2 separate regions of the Mus musculus genome follow, and region 2 is linked to region 1. A link is a loop called in an ENCODE intact Hi-C map of the cell type or tissue named here. Cell type or tissue: heart. All regions are shown on one strand.

What was found. Peaks named below come from ENCODE experiments on the same cell type or tissue, not always from the same donor. Only the 100,000 strongest peaks of a DNase experiment are listed, where the experiment ranks them.
Region 2: it touches region 1 in a loop (2.1-fold over the local background); 2 of 42 quality-filtered maps call a loop at or near these places.

The regions. Positions count from the first base shown.
Region 1 is chr8:56,482,805-56,490,804 of GRCm38, reverse strand. It overlaps 4930518J21Rik (RIKEN cDNA 4930518J21 gene), which reads left to right and starts at 5,837. Exons shown (of 3, transcript NR_131020.1): 1 at 5,837-6,028. In heart, a CTCF peak has its summit at 4,565 (motif pointing right); no DNase peak of the experiment used is centred here.
Region 2 is chr8:56,264,957-56,272,956 of GRCm38, reverse strand. No RefSeq gene overlaps it. Among named protein-coding and RNA genes, the nearest start is that of Hpgd, 26 kb to the left of the region's middle. In heart, no CTCF peak of the experiment used is centred here; a DNase peak (open chromatin) is centred at 3,046.

The sequences.
Region 1 (8,000 bases):
TATGAGGACTGGGCATATTCTATTTTTGATTCCAACTTTATTACATCTTTCTAGCAAAACAATTACCACCTTATGCTTGCTGCCACACCCCTCTTTCCTACTTTGGTGGACTCTTATCCCTCTGGTACCAAAATAAAGCTCTCTCTGTATGTAACTCATGCTAATCCTGGACTTACTGTATTTTGATTGCACTAGTGAATGTTTAGTTTTGATATACATATTCCACTTATGACAGTCAATAACATATGTGTTTACTATAAAATATAGTTCAAACAAGCCTTGGTTTATTAGCTGCTTTCTAGATGTCCCTATAATTAGCATAAGGTGGTAAAAATCCTTACAACACTTGCACTTTTTCTCTCTTTTAGCTGGTTGTTGTGATCACAGTTCTCAGCATGATGTACTATGGAAGGCTGAAAGAAAAGGTAAAAATGTCCATGACTTGGCAGAGAAAGCAAAGATACGTGGGTGTGGGGTTACAGGGGTAGAGATGGGTGTGTGGGGATGTAGAGTGTTGGTTCAGTCAGTCCTTAGGAATTTCTGGGTGATTTTTGTTGTTATTTTTCATTTTTAAGGGTTTTTAGTGCCCCATTAAGTGAATCATTTTCTCTGCTCCCATGCCAGAAATGGTTTAGCTTTAAGAAGTCATTTATGTATCTTAACAGTACTTTGGAAAAGACAGGAGCACAAACCTGAGAAGAAACACATAATGTATGTGTGTTGTGTAGCTCTAGGAATATTAAATAGCCTTTAGAATATTAAATATATCACAAAAATAATTCATGGGGAAATGGAGACCATGAAGTATTATTAGTTTTTCAAAGGTAGTTAATGGACAAGAATGAGTTAAATGATATCATATGGACTTTGTGCTTCAAGCTGGTTCTGTCCACAAACTGCAGAAATATGAACAACTTTCAAATAATGTGAATTGTTAAGGCACTCGGAGTCTGACCCACTGACTATTTATTTAGCTTATAATGAGTTTCAGTGGGCTTCTCTGGGTCATATTTCTTATCTGGCTGGCTAAGGAGGCCAAATGTTCTGAATGGAGGTGGTACCTTCTATGCTGTAAGCTGATGAGCTGTCAGTAGGTGGTAGTGGCACAGAGCCAAGGATTCAGTTTTGCTATAGGTTTGCTTAGCAGATGTTGGTTTTACAGTCAGCTCCGTGTTTTTTTTTAATTAGATGTTTTCTTCATTTACATTGCAAATTTTATCCCCTTTCCTCATTTCCCTTCTGAAAACCCCCCTTTCCTATCCCCCTCTCTTTTTTCACTAACCCACCCACCCCACTTCCCTGTCCTGGCATTCCCCTACACTGGGGCATTGAGCTTTCACAAGACCAAGGGCCTCTCCTCTCATTGTTGTCCCACAAGGCCACCCTCTGCTACATATGGGGCTAGAGACATGGGTCACTCCGTGTGTACTCTTTGGTTGGTGGTTTAGTCCCCAGGAGGTCTGGGGATACTGGTTGGTTTATATTGTTGTTTCTCCTATGGGGCTGCAAACTCCTTCAGCTCCTTGGGTCCTTTCTCTAGCTCCTTCATTGGAGACCTGTGCTCAGTCCAATGGATGGCTGTGAGCATCCACTTCTGTATTTGTCAGGCACTGGCAGAGCCTCTCAGGAGAGAGCTATATCAGGCTCCTGTGAGATCAATTCTTAAAAAAACAAAAACAAAAACAAAACAAAACAAAAACCAAACAAAAATCAACCAACCAACCAACCAACCAACCAACCAAAAAAACTCCCCCCAAAACAAAACTAAAAACAAAACATACCACCGTTGATAACAAAATAAAAACAAAACACAACCCCAAACACCCCAAAAAACAAAAGCAACCTTGTAAACCACAAAACAAAACACAACACCTCACCAAACAAACAAACAAACAGCACCACCACCAACAACAACAACAAAACCTACAGTGCTATGAATTTTAGCGCTAAAGTTGTGAGATACAAACAGCAACAATGATTTAATCAGCCGTATGAGATTGCTTTGTTAATAATTGAGATGCTTAAGTATGCTAAGTTGATAAAATTCTGATGCTCTTTCATGAAAGATCAGCTTAATTTGTGTTGCCTTCTCTTGGAGCATCAGAGAAACTTAATTTCTATGCCCTTACTAAATATTTTTCTCTGTCTTTTAAAACTGGGTCAGTAGAGATTTTGGCAATAAATTTTTCCAGCACTCAGGCCACTTTGAGCATTATGGAAATTGAATTACTTAGTCTCATGTGCTTCAGGGAGCAATGGCTTTCTTCCTTTTCATATTTGCATGTCCCAAATTTGCTTGTAAACTGTAAGATATAATTTAGCACGAATTGCTTTTGAACCTTAGTGGTTAAAACAGCCTCCCCCCGTTCTCTTTTCTCCTCCCTTTTCTTCTTCTTCCTCCCCCCTTTTCACCTTCTTTTTCTTTTCTCTACCTCTGAAATGTGAAATTAGGGAAAATGGTAATACATTACGTTAGATTTTTAGGAGGTAAATGTTTATAATAAAACATTTGCCATAACAAATTCCCCAAATACTTCAGCTCATGAATTCCTTTCAATACTGTTTTGCAGAAATGGACTTGGGATAAATGGAAAATTCATTCAGGATTTGGGACGTGTAAGTTCACCCTAAAAGTTAAATTTCATTTTAAGTTAAATTAGTTTAACTTCATAAAAATGGCTAAGGTCCTATAGGGAGCTGATCAAGCCCAGCCAAGATGTAATTGTGGATGTCTCTCCCAAAATACTTCCTCCGCCATCTACTGATTCGCTGTTCAAATCCTTACCTAAAGGAAACATCTGGTATGAATTTTTTTTTAAAATGGGGGGGGGGGAGGTGTTTTAAAATACTAAATAACTTTCTGTGTTTTTTCCTAGTTGACTGTAGAAAAAATCTCTTATAAGCATCACCTGTCAATAAAAAAGATGATGGCCAATGAGCTGAGGCAGGAAAGAGGAGGTGGGACAATGTCAGGAAGAGAGAGGATTCTGGGAAATAGTGAGAGAATAAAAGGGAGATTTGCCCAGAACCTGGGGGAGATGGAAGTAAAGGCGTACGTAGCTGAACTCATGAGAGAATAAGGAGAGATACTGAGAGAGATTAGAGAGAGAAGCTGAGGGAATGCTGAGGAGACACAAAGAAAGAAATGGACGGGGAACTGAAAAGAACTAACTAAGTGGTAGATAAAGAATAGTTTCAATAAGTTAGGAGCTATTCAGGGAATGAGCCAAAGCTTGTGGACAACATATTTAATAATGAACAAATCGTCTTAGTGTCACCATTCCGGTAGCAAGGGCTGGCAAGGAAAAATGGATTTTATTTTTCTTTTCTTCTTTTTATTTTTTACAGTTGAAGTTTTGTAATATTGGTGAATTTCATTTTTTCTTATAAAAATTAGCTCATCTATACCTTTACATTTATTTTGTCACAGGCCTGTCATGAGAATTCAGCTTGTGCTTGCTTGACTAAAAGGTGCCAGTTCAAGGTGCTCGGTGAGTGGACTTTAACAGAGACACAGGAACAACTGGGCAGGGGAGAGAATCTTCGTGCAAGCAGCATAGGAGAGTTAAATGTAAGAAAAATAGCAGGAGGTAAGGCCTTTAGGATTTCTGATCCAGGGTTATTAAAAATGACACCACCCAGGGCTGAAAAACATATTTCAGTGAAATCCTGACTCTGATCCCTGGTGCTAAGCAAACTGGTGGCAACAATGCCTTTAGTCTCAGCATTTTGGAGATGGGAGCAAGAAGATCAGAAGTCCAAGGCCAGGTGGGAACTTTCGTGATCTTGCCTAACAACACAACACAACACAAAACAAAACAAAACAGAGCCTCCAAGTAAAGACGGCTTGAAAAGTATCATACTTACATTTTTGATTGACTAGACCCAAAATGAGAGTGTGTGCTGAGGAAACCCTTTTAAGGAAGCAGGACGACAAGCTACACAACCATGGGGCATTTAAAAAAAAAATCCACCATTCTGGAGGAAAGAAGTGTACCTAGGATATCTAAGGAGCTCTCAGATAACGGTTTAAAAAGAAATGGCCAGAAGACAGACATTTCCCAAAGCAAAAACATGGATAGCAATAAACATGTAACATAATGTTCATCATTGCGAGTCATTAGGGGAAAGCCATTTAAAAATGCCTCAGTCAGGGTCATCATTCCTTGCTATTGAGAATGGCCGAGACAGAACCATAGAACCCTGGCAAAATTCACTGCCAGCAGGAACCCAAACCTGAATAAGCACTTTCAAAATAGTTTGGAATTGTCATCATGGGAAAATATGGGTTGTTTCTGTCACATGCTGTGACTCTAGCCATTAAGAGTAAAGTCATTTAAAGAAACAACATAAAAATAGTACAATGGAAATATGCTGTTAACATATTCACTCAATGTTTCGTTGCAAAGAAGAAACTGACATTATTTGTAGTCATTATATACAACATAAATGTATAGTTTATTTTATTAGAATTTTAATGTCCAATGATTTCTGGTTAAAAATTATAAAGTATTTTAGGGCCAAACTTAAAGTGGTTTGTTTCAGGTTTTAGTTTAAAAATTCAGATGGCCACTAGATGGCAGAAGAGGCTTGTATTTTTGTTAACTTGCTTAAAAACAGGAAACGGGATTAATTTTGTTCTCTTAACAAATAAAAGGAATCTGTAATGATGGATATTACTGGTAACTGGCAAGGTTTAAATTGCAACTATAATATCAGTGTTGGTGTAAATTAAATAAGACATAATAAATAAAACCCACCGAAGGCACCACATGCAGAGTTAAACCTTGTAAAATAAACCAGGGCTAGCAGACTGATATTAAAAATGTGCACTTCAGAGCTTGACATTGAGCTTTGTCAGGGTACAGAGAATATTTGGTTTATAATCTTAATGGCTCTCAGAAATGTGCAGCCATTCCTTAATTTTTCTGTCTTCCCATTAATAATTTACCCAGAATGCAGCTGTTCTTCGCTACGGTTCTGGGAAACCGTCTTCTTCCTCTTTTAGATATAAGGATGAAAGTAGGCAAGTGAAAAGGAGCAAAATTCCGTGAATTTTATGATACCACACTTCAAATTACTCAATGGTTTTCAACTTGATGAAGTTGAGAGAAAAGGATCTATAGAACTTTTAGGAAACGCCCCTCGCGAGGGGCAAACTGAGACATTAACTTGAATAACTGCTGAGGTAGTCTGTGGAAGAGTGATAGCTTCGAGTACCTGAAGCCTAGGTTCAGCACCCCCCCCCCCACCCCCTCAGCATAAACCAGCTCGCAAACCTTTAATCCCAGCATTGAGCAGAGGTTGGAAGCAGGAGGATCTAAAGTCCAAGGTCATCGGCTACTTGGTAACGTTAATGGCCAGCCTGGATTCTGATACAGTATCAGAAGAAACAACCCTTCCCAAATAACCCTCAAACCAACAAAATCAAAAGCTTAGCCTCATCAACATGCATCATTCTAAATATACACTGTCAGCGGCGTGGCGGTGGTGTAGAGGCAGAGATGGGTAGACTTCTGAGTTTGCAGCCAACCTGGTCTACAGAGTGAGTTCCAGGACAGCCCGGGCTACACAGAGAAACCCTGCCTTGAAAAAAGAAAAACACAAACAAAACAAACAAACAAAACAAGAAACCCCAAATACACATTATCACCACGGACATTTCTGATGTATGTATTTGCATAGGTCCCGTTCCTGCGTTTCATTATAAGGACAGATTGAATGAGAAGGTAGGTAGTCAGCACTACACATGCCGGAGAGGGACAGTGACGTATCTACTGAGAATTCATAGGAGGATTCTCTATTCTAAGTAAGATTCTTCCAAGGAGATGAGTTCAGATGGAATTCAGGTGGAACCTCTTTCGGAAAGCCCAGAGAGGGAATCGTGCACAGGAGATTCAGCATCTGCCCAAAGAACAAAGGAAATCCCTTATTTTAGTGGCCTTTAAAGGAGAGAGTTCTCCTAGTTAGAGGGAAGGGGCTTCTGAGGGTAGCAACTTTGTGACAATATTAGACAGGATATGAAGAGGTAAGTCACAAAGGTAATCTTAATGTCCCGTCTTCCAACAACCTTTAGAAATAAGCATTTACTTTTATAAATGAAGCCACATTGAATATGTTTGAGTAAGTGTCCTTGTGGTAGGATGGAACACCCTTTGGGTATACGTCCAAGAATGGTATACTTGGGTCTTCAGGTAGATTGATTCTCAACTTTCTGAGGAGCCGCCATATTGATTTCCACAGTGGTTGTGCAAGTTTGCACTTCTACCAGCAATGGAGGAGTGTTCCCTTGCTTCACATCCTCATCAACATGAGCTGTTATTATGAGCTGTGTTATAGATCTCAGCTTTTCTGACAGGTATGACAGGTTTTATTTCATTTCTTTGATGGCTACGGATGCTGAATATTTCCTTATGAGTTTCTTAGCCATGTGAGTCTTTTCTCATTCAAGAATTCTCAGTTTGCATCTGTATCCTAGTTTCTAGTTGTGCAATTTGTTTTCTTGATACATAGTTTTTCTGAGTTCTTTATAAATTTTGGACATGAGTCGTCTATTGGATATGGAGTTGGTAAAATCGTTTTCCAGTCTGTAAACTGTCATTTTGTCCTATTAATGGTGTCCTTTGCCTTACAGAACCTTTGCAGTTTCATAAAGTCCCATTTGTTAATTGTTGGTCTTGGGGACTGTGCTAATGATGTTCTGTTCAGAAAGTTATATGTTGTGCCAATGTGTTCAAGGCTATTCTCTACTTCCTCTTCTATCAGGTTCAGTGTATTTGGTTTTATGTTAAGATATTTTATCCATGTAGAGTTGAGTTTTATGCATAGTGATAGTATGCATCTCTTTGGACTCTTCTAAAACTGCTGTCTAGTTTCATCAGCCACAATTTTGGAGATCCTGTTTTGTTTTGTTTTGTTTTGTTTTGTTTTGTTTTGTTTTGTTTGCTTTTTTGTTGTTTTTTTTTCCCAGTCGTTTGTCTGGCTTCTTTATCAATAATTAGCTGTCCACTGGTGACTAGACTGATGTCTGGATCTTTAGTTTAATTCCATTGATCAGTGTCTGTTTTTGTACCAATACCATGTAGTTTTTATTACTATAGCTTTGTAGGACAACTTGAAATCAGTGATGATGATACCACCAAGATTGTTTTTCCAGTAAAGATTAGATGTATTGTTTTTCTTGTGTTTCACTATGAAGCTAAAAATTGTGCTTTAAGATCTGGAAAAAATTGTGTTGGAATTTTATTGAGGATTACATTGAATCTGTAGATTGCATTTGGTAGGGTGGCCATTTTTACTATGATAATCCTGCTGATTCATTAGCATAGTAGATCTTTTCATCTTCTAATATCTCCTTCAAAGCCTCGAAGGGTTTTTTTTTTTTGTTTGTTTGTTTCGTTTTGTTTTGTTTTAATCACACAAGTCTTTTAGTTGAGTTGTCACAATTGTCCCAAAATACTTTATATTATTTGAGCCTATGGTGAAAACTGTTTCCTGATATTTTTCTTAGACCATTTGTCATTTGTATATAGGAGGGCTACTGAATTTTGTGAGATAATTTTGTATCCAGCTACTTCAATGAGAGTGTTTATCAGATGTAGGAGTTTCCTTGTGGAAGTTTTAGGGTCATTTATATATACTATTATATCATCTACAAATAAAGATATTTTGACTTCTTGTTTTTCAATTTGTATTCCTTTGGTCCAATTGTATCACTTCAGTTGATTATTGCTCTACCGAAAAGATTCCAACTAGAAGGCTGAACAATATGGAGTTAGTGGACAACCTTGTCTAAAGTTCTGATCTTAGTGGGATTGCTTTCATTTTTTTTTTTTTTACCATTTAAGTTGATGTTGGCTTTTGTCTAAATGCAAACTGGCTTCATTATATTTATGTATCTATGTATGTATGTTATATCTCATCTCTCTAAGACTTTTATCATGAAGGGGTGTTGGATTTTGTCAGAAGTTTTTTTCAGTATCTAATGAGATAATCATGTG
Region 2 (8,000 bases), 220 kb after region 1:
GAGTACAGTTTGAAGAGAGAACTAAGCATTAATTAGTACCAGACTCAGAAATAGCAGGGATGCTGGAACAAGCAGACTAGTAAACTCAGGCAACTATAATTTCTGTGTTAATGGCTTTATGTATGTAGTAGACAGTGCACAAAAATGTAGACGTTCTAAACAGAGATGAAATTGTAAGAATAAATTACTTCCAACTGTAAGAAATTATAAGTGAAAATAAATGCAAAGTTGTTATTTGTATCCATGTCCAAATATGTAGATTTTGTATTTATATATAAATTCAAATACAAAAAATAAGTACAAACTCTGTGGATTAAAAAAAATAACAGAATTGGAGAATACCATTGATAGCAGTAAATTATATGCAGAGGTAAAATTCTTAAGAGTTCAAAGAAATCTCAGCGTAATGAGACCCTACTACTGCCACTGTCCTGAAGTAATCCCTAACTTCATTTTAATACTTGTCTTTAAATGTAGCTATCACCCCTCATTAGAGAAACTTGTTTTTGAAGCAGATGGAAACCATGGCAAAAAGCCGTAACTTTGTTGGTTAAAATGGGGCTCTCAGTGAAACTAACCTACATACCTACAACACAACCTCTACAACTAAGGCTTGGGGAACATCATGGAAGAGGGGTCAGAAAGCCTGTAGGGGACAGAGGACCCGGAACTCTGCTGTGAGATTTTGTTTCCTAGAAATGACAGAATTCTATCCTTCATATCTTAAGAGTAGGGCTGCATAAATAATACCCAAACTACTAGTGCCAACAGCTGGCACCCCAGCGCAAGTGTATCTCCACCCCTAGGTGAACAACTACAGGCAATTAATGAGTGCTAAGAGAGGGAGAGTTAGTCTTTTCTAAGAATGAGCCCTAAAATTATTTCCCTAACACTGAGTTGTCCCGACCTCAGGGATAATCAGTGGGGACCCAGGGCAGGAGAGAGAGAGAGTGTGTGGGAGGGACAAGAAACATGAAGAATGAGAGCAAGTCAATTTCCTGATCAAGCTCTTAAAAACTTTATTCAGCAGTGGCAATATAAGCGTAAGCAAGAGGAGGTTTCAAGGGAGGGGGGAGAGTTTGAGGGGGTAGGCTCCCCGAAGGTCAGGTGGCAATCTTCAGCTCCTGGAACCAACGGTCCCAGTGTCCTCAAACATTCTTACTCTTATGATCATGAATGTTCTCTCAGGATTATTTATGTAAGCTAGAAAATATCCACAAGGCCATGGCTGAGGCCATGGTCCCCGGCACTGAGTGATCAGCTTTACCATCATATACATACAAGCAACACAAAATGGACTTGTCAGGTTGAATCCATATATTTTTTCATATGTGTGTGTGTGTGTGTGTGTGTGTGTGTGTGTGTGTATATATATATATATATATATATATATATCCTGTCTTTAAGTACTATTGTTTTACATATATTGTTTTGTACACATACATATATATGTATACACACAATATATACATATACATATATATACATACATATATATATACATACAAACATAAATAATGCACACACAGACACCACACAGACATGTATATATATGAATATATATATATATATATGTGTGTATATATATATATATATATATATATATATATATATATATATACATACCATCAATTTGAGGGAGGATGACAGGGGAAGGGTTGGAGAACATACACACAAACACACACACCCACACACACACACACACACACACACTCACTCACTCACATACATACATAAGGGATTGTAAAAGCTTAGTTAAAAAAAAAATAAAGGCAAGAAAACCAGTAATAGGTATGGTAGATGTCATGCAGGTATAACTCCAAATGTCAGTCAACTTAATGTGACTAAAGATTGTTAGGTGGACCAAACAACAAACAGGTAAACAGAATATCCATTTTATTGTTAGCTGAAAGTTTACTTGAAATATAAAGTGGAGTAAAATATAAGTTACGTGCTTATGTTGATTAAAGTAAGGTTATCATAGCTATATGATTTCAAGTGAAATAGACTTCATGGTAAGAAAAGTCACCAAGGCCAAAAGAGGTTTATATGATTAAAGGGTCACCATGACATCAGAGCCTTCAATATGCCTCCATTCAACAATAAAAACATCAAAACACATGAGGAAAAATCTGGAAGAACAGCAAAGACAAAGAGATGAATTTTCTACTACAGTTGGAAACTTCAGTGCCACGCTATCAGAAATAGACAAACAGATCCAGCAGCCAAAAAAATCTGCAAGCAGAGCTGAATTCAACACTGCTTCAAATCAACAGGCTGTAACTATCATTTACAAAGAGCTTCATCCAACAAGAGCGTAGTACACGTGTTAACTAAACTCACATTTAACAGAGTCTCTAAGGGACACTGCAATTTGGGGCCATTAAACAATTGCCCATTTAAAATGAATAAAAATCACACAGAACGTTCCTCAAACAATCTTGGAACTCAGCTGAGTATGAGTAGAAGGGTGGGTCGGAGCTGAGAGTGTACAGTTTCTGTTAGAGCAAACAACCGCTTTAAAAATAACATACATATAGGTCAAAGAAGAGATCGCCAGAGGAATTTTTAAAAATTCTAACTAAATGAAAACAGAGCTTATCAGAAAATTTGGAATGTGGTGAAAGCAACACTTAGAAAGGAGATTAATAGCCCTGAGAACACAGATGAATACTTCCTGATTTATTATGGGTAGACCTACAGTTTATCATCACTAGACCGGGGAGTGGAGGCAACCAGCATTCAGCAGAAAAAGACTTAAGATTTAGAATTTTGGTCCTTCCTAGGCTGATGAACTTCCCTTGATCCTTGGCAGCAATGATGAAGAGAAAGGGAGAAAAGATATTTTAAACAGAAACTTCTGCCCTTTGCATGGGCGACCAGACTACTGAAGAAGTGGGCCCCAGAGAATATAATTTCCCTAGGAATTTCATGCGCAGAGAAGGAAAAAATTGAAGACCTGGTGCCAAGCAGGAAAGGAAGAGATTCCAGAGTTCCACCAACTTATAAGATCACCCTGCAGGAGAGCCTAGAGCCAAAACAAACAGTGGGAGGCTGATGGGGGAGGGGGGGTTGCACAATCACCAGTGCAGCTTACAGATTGATTATAGATCTGAGTTGACCTCTATTTAGAACTGGACCTCGTGTTATTATCCTCAAACTTGGGGCCCTTTGGCTTCCTTTACTTGTTGCTCTTTCCAGAGTGTCTACATTGGATAAATTTTCTCTGTTGTCATTTTCTTTAATGAGCATATTGGAGATGCATGGCTGGTCCTAACTTGTTGAGGCTGACATTGCAGGCGCTTGCACTCTAAATCCTTTCATAACAGCGTCTCTCATTTAATGCTTGATCTGGAGGACAAACATTCGGACATTTACAGTGTATTGTTTTGCTAAGCTGTGATGATCTCACGTAGAGGAATCACATTTGTTCTGGGTGTATATTCATTTTCTCACATTCATATCTCACTCATTTTTCAACTTATTAAAGCTTGCCTGTCCCAGTTTTCTTGTCTGCTTTCCAGTTTTGGGATGGATGCTTCCCTAAGGCGGAGAGGTTTTGCTATGTTTTATTTTTGACATATCCCAAGTGTCCCAAAGAGTCCACTTTCTCTTTCTACATTTTCTTGGCCAAATAAAGCTATTTAATTGTTTTTTTTTTTTTAACATAATTAGGTATGGTGGTACCTTGCAGTTATTCTAGCTGTTGAAAAGCTGAGAAAAAAAATGTGTTAACCTTAAGGTTGGGTTGAGCTATATAACAAGATCTAGCTTCAGAACACAAAACTAAACACATAACAACTTGAGTTCCTGCTTTGGCTTTCCATGGTGATGGTCTGTAATCTGGAAGTCCAATAAACTCTTGCCTGAATGAGTTGCTATATCTCCAGAGGCTTTATCACAGCAACAGAACCAAACTAAGAGAATGGTACACCTCAGTGGATGGTGAACAATAGTCTCAAGGAGTCAGTTGGAGATGAGGAGAGGGAACAGTACTGCACTAACTTTTTCTCATTCCAGCCCATAGCGGTTGTGTAGCTTGGTTCTCTTTATGAAAACTTAATCCTCCATATTTATATTCTCTGTCGTGGATTCCTCCTTCCTTCCTTTTTTTCTTCTTCCCTCCCTCCCTCCCTCCCTTCCTCCCTCCCTCCCTCCCTCCCTCCCTCCCTCCCTCCCTCCCTCCTTTCCTTCCTTCTTTCCTTTCTTTCTGTTTCCCATGTATCTCAGACTACAGTCAAATTCACAGTATAGCCAGGTGAAATAATCACGAATTCTAATCCATTTGCCTTCACTGCCTATGTGTTGGAATTTCAGTTGTCTATGACCCTAGCACACTTTGTATCTGCGGTGGTGGGATGGGAAGCCAGGGTTTTGTACACAACTAGATAGGTACTCTGCCAACCCACTTTATACCTAGTCTTCTTTTTAAGCTCTTTATGGCACGTTTCCTTATGTGAAAATGTATAACCCTACACTGTGGCTTTGATTTTCATCTAATAGTTTTGTCTTTGGGGTATTATTTGTATAATCTTCTTTTGATTACTGTTTGCTTCATCACCTAAATGTTGATGGTTTTTAGAAAATGCAGTCAGGCCTTCCATACATTGTATAGACTCAGTATTATATCATTTCAAAGGAAATGTAGGTGTTCATCAACTTAAAACCTACTTCTCATATCCATATTCTCCTCAGTTTACCACTCTCTCATTTTGCCTCCCAACTGTCTACAGAATCAAGTCACCCCTCTTGCATTTCATTGGTCTGTACACTATGGTGATATTTCCTTCTTTTTCCATTTCACAGATCATGATACGTTCTAACCCTATCATCTTTACATGGTCTTCTCTAACTAAGCCATACCTTCAGACTTCAGTAAATTGGGACAATTTCTATTCAGAAACAACCAAACTTGTCTATTTATTGCAACACTAATTCTCTCATGTTATAGTTGCTTCTTTGACTCTTCACTCAAAAGTGTAATATTTTATTAATTTTTTTCTTTTACTAATAACAGATCTCCTTTTCTCACATAATAGATACAGATGCTCTAAGTTCCTCCCTACCTTCTCTCCCATCTGCATCCATTCTGACTCTGTCTCTCAGTAGTAAGCAAAGAACTTCTACCAGATAAGGATAAAATAAACTACAACAAAATGAAAACTAACACATTGGAATAGGACAAAACAAACAAACGGAAGAAAGCATCCAAGAAAAGGCACAGGAAATTGATACAGAGGTAGAGACCTACTCGTTTACATACCCAGGAATCCTATTTTAAAAAACAAAACAAAACACTAAACTGGAATCTACAAGATATATGTAAAAATTTGTAGGGTGGAAAGAAATAGAAAAATAAACAAAAAATAAAAGTAAAAATAACATAAAACTAAAGAAAAAGGAGGAAAGAAAGAAAGGAGTAAGAAAAGAAAGGAAGGAAGGAAGGAAGGAAGGAAGGAAGGAAGGAAGGAAGGAAGGAACGAAGGAAGGAAGAAATAGCTAGGAAGCTCTGCCACACTATCATGAGACAAGGAACCTCCAAAGATGCTGTTTAGTTCCTTTTCTGTTGGCCATCTACTGCTGGGCATGCAGCCTTCCAGAAGATTAGTTTGCTTTCCCAGTGAGACTTTCTTGGAGGGAACTGAATTTTCATGTGCTAGTGATTACCAATCGGAGATTGGGTTAGAGATGGACTCATGTGCTCACTTCTTTCAACTCTAGGACCCTGTCTGGTGCAGACTCTGTGGTGCAGACATTGTACATACTGCCTCACTCTGTGAGCTCATATGTGCTTGTATGGAAAGCCCCAAATTACTGATATGAGAGAGACTTCAGTGTTTTGTACAGTCAGTTTGCCTCTGTGTTCCCAGCCCCCAACCCCCACTCCAACCCCCTACGGAAGCACCTCTCCTCCCTCCAGCAGCAAGCACTGATACACAGCTGGTTTCTGTGCCGCATCTTCCTGCAGCAGCCCAGGGCTCCCTCTCCCTCCCCTAGAATTAGAATGGCACTACCCATAACACTCCCCTTTAATGAGGACATTCTGAGAAGACATCCTTCCAGCCTTTGTATCTCCTAAAACCAACACTCCTGCTGATAAACAGCAGAACTCCGAGTGCCTGTCCTTGAAACCTTAGAGAAATAATAAGCTCAAGGGAGACCTTGGGGAAAAAGGTAAACAGAGGTCAGGTCACAGACAGTTACGGCTGGCCATAATACTAGACCTTGAACAGACACCCATTAACCCCACCCCCCACCCCCCCAGTTCTGTACTATTCCACCAGATGATTACAGCCTTCTACTTTCCTTTCACACTATTCCTAACTGTAATGTATATAAACCCAATGTTTTCTGGACTCAGAGTCACTTGCCAGCATTCATGTAGTGATTAAGAGGTGGGCTATCTGGTTCAAACTTGAAACAATAAGAGACTCCTTTGAGAGTTGCAGCAGACTTTGAAATTCTTGGGCTCACCTGGGTTTCCTGTGGACTCAGGGCACAACATTTGGATACTGTTGATTTTGAAGACCTTGTTTTCTTGGGTCCTCCTTTCTCTCTGGCTGTTACAGTCTCCTGGTCTCCCCTTCTAAAGAGACCTGAAGGGGTAATTTGATGGAGACATCCTTTTTAGGGCAGAGTGTTCCAACACCACTCACTTTTGAGTAATATCTAGCTGTGAGTCTGTATTTGTTTCTTTGTTTCCATCTACTGTAGCTTCTCTGATGATAGCTGAACAAGGCACTGATCTACACACTTAGCAGTGTCTTTTTTTTTGTTGTTTGTTTTGTTTTTTATAGATTTTACCCTAGATCCCTGGGCTATCTAATATCAAGTTATTAGTCATCCAAGTAATGCTGGCTATGGTTCACATCTCATGGATCAGGCTGATGAAATCAGATATTGTTACTCTCACAAACTTGTGACACCATTGCACTAGCATGTCTTATAGGCAGGACGGCACTGTAGCTCCAAGGATTTATGTGGTTGGTTAAATTATTTTTCTTGGTGTTAGGAGCTGACACTTAGGAATGGGATTAGCCTAAAAGGAGGGCCTGAGCATGGACCCAGGAGGGGAGAAAGCAGGGTGTTCCACCAGGATCAGCTTAGTACTCTAGGAATGGGGCAGAGAGTTAGGAGAGGTAATCTGCTAGAAAGCTGGGCTGAGACTGGAGGATTAGTTCAGGAAGAGTGGAGAGAGAGTGAATGTTTGAAGGCTGCCTACCTATTTAATTCTTTGGCCTACTCACTTGGCTGGTGGGTTTCTGGAGAATGCCTGCTGGCTTTGGGGGCTGGGGTAACAGGATGGGTGGGGAGGAAAAATGGAAAAGATTTGCTCAAAGGCTGGGGAGGTCACAGCAAGTGATCTGCTACAAAGATTGGGGTGGCGATGGGGAATTGGATGAGAGAGGGGTGGCATGAAGATCCACAGTTAGGCTACCCGCTTTGTTGGCTAGAATCACCTGTGGGTTCCTAGGAAATTCTTGCTGGAGTTGGGGGATTTGGCAAAGGAATGAGCCAAAGAAAGAAAGTTGGAGCAGAAGATCTATGTGATTCACTGGTGACTGAAGCAGGAAGGGAGGGAAGGCAGTACTGGGTGATTTGCTACAGAGCTGGGGGTAGGATTAGAAGATTTAATTTAGAGGAATGGAAAGAGAGGCCGTTAGCCCACCTGTCTCTCTGTTCTGTATGGTGTGTTCCAAGGAAATGGAGGCTGCGATGACAGGATGAGTTTAGGAGGGTAGGTTGGAGAAGTTCTAGATGGTATGTTTGTGATGGGTGTCAGAGAGTAAGGGGAGGCAGCAGTGGCTGAGCTGTGATGGAGGTGGAGATGAGACCAGAAGATTGGAATTGGAGGAATGGAGGGAGAAGTGAAGACCTGCAATTAGTCTGCCTGCTTCCCTGGCTGGAATGGCCTGTGGGGAGCCTCGGCAAGGCCTGTTGGAGATGGTGGCTAGGATAAAGCAATGAGTGGAGGAAAGAAGATTGCACAAGTAGATCAG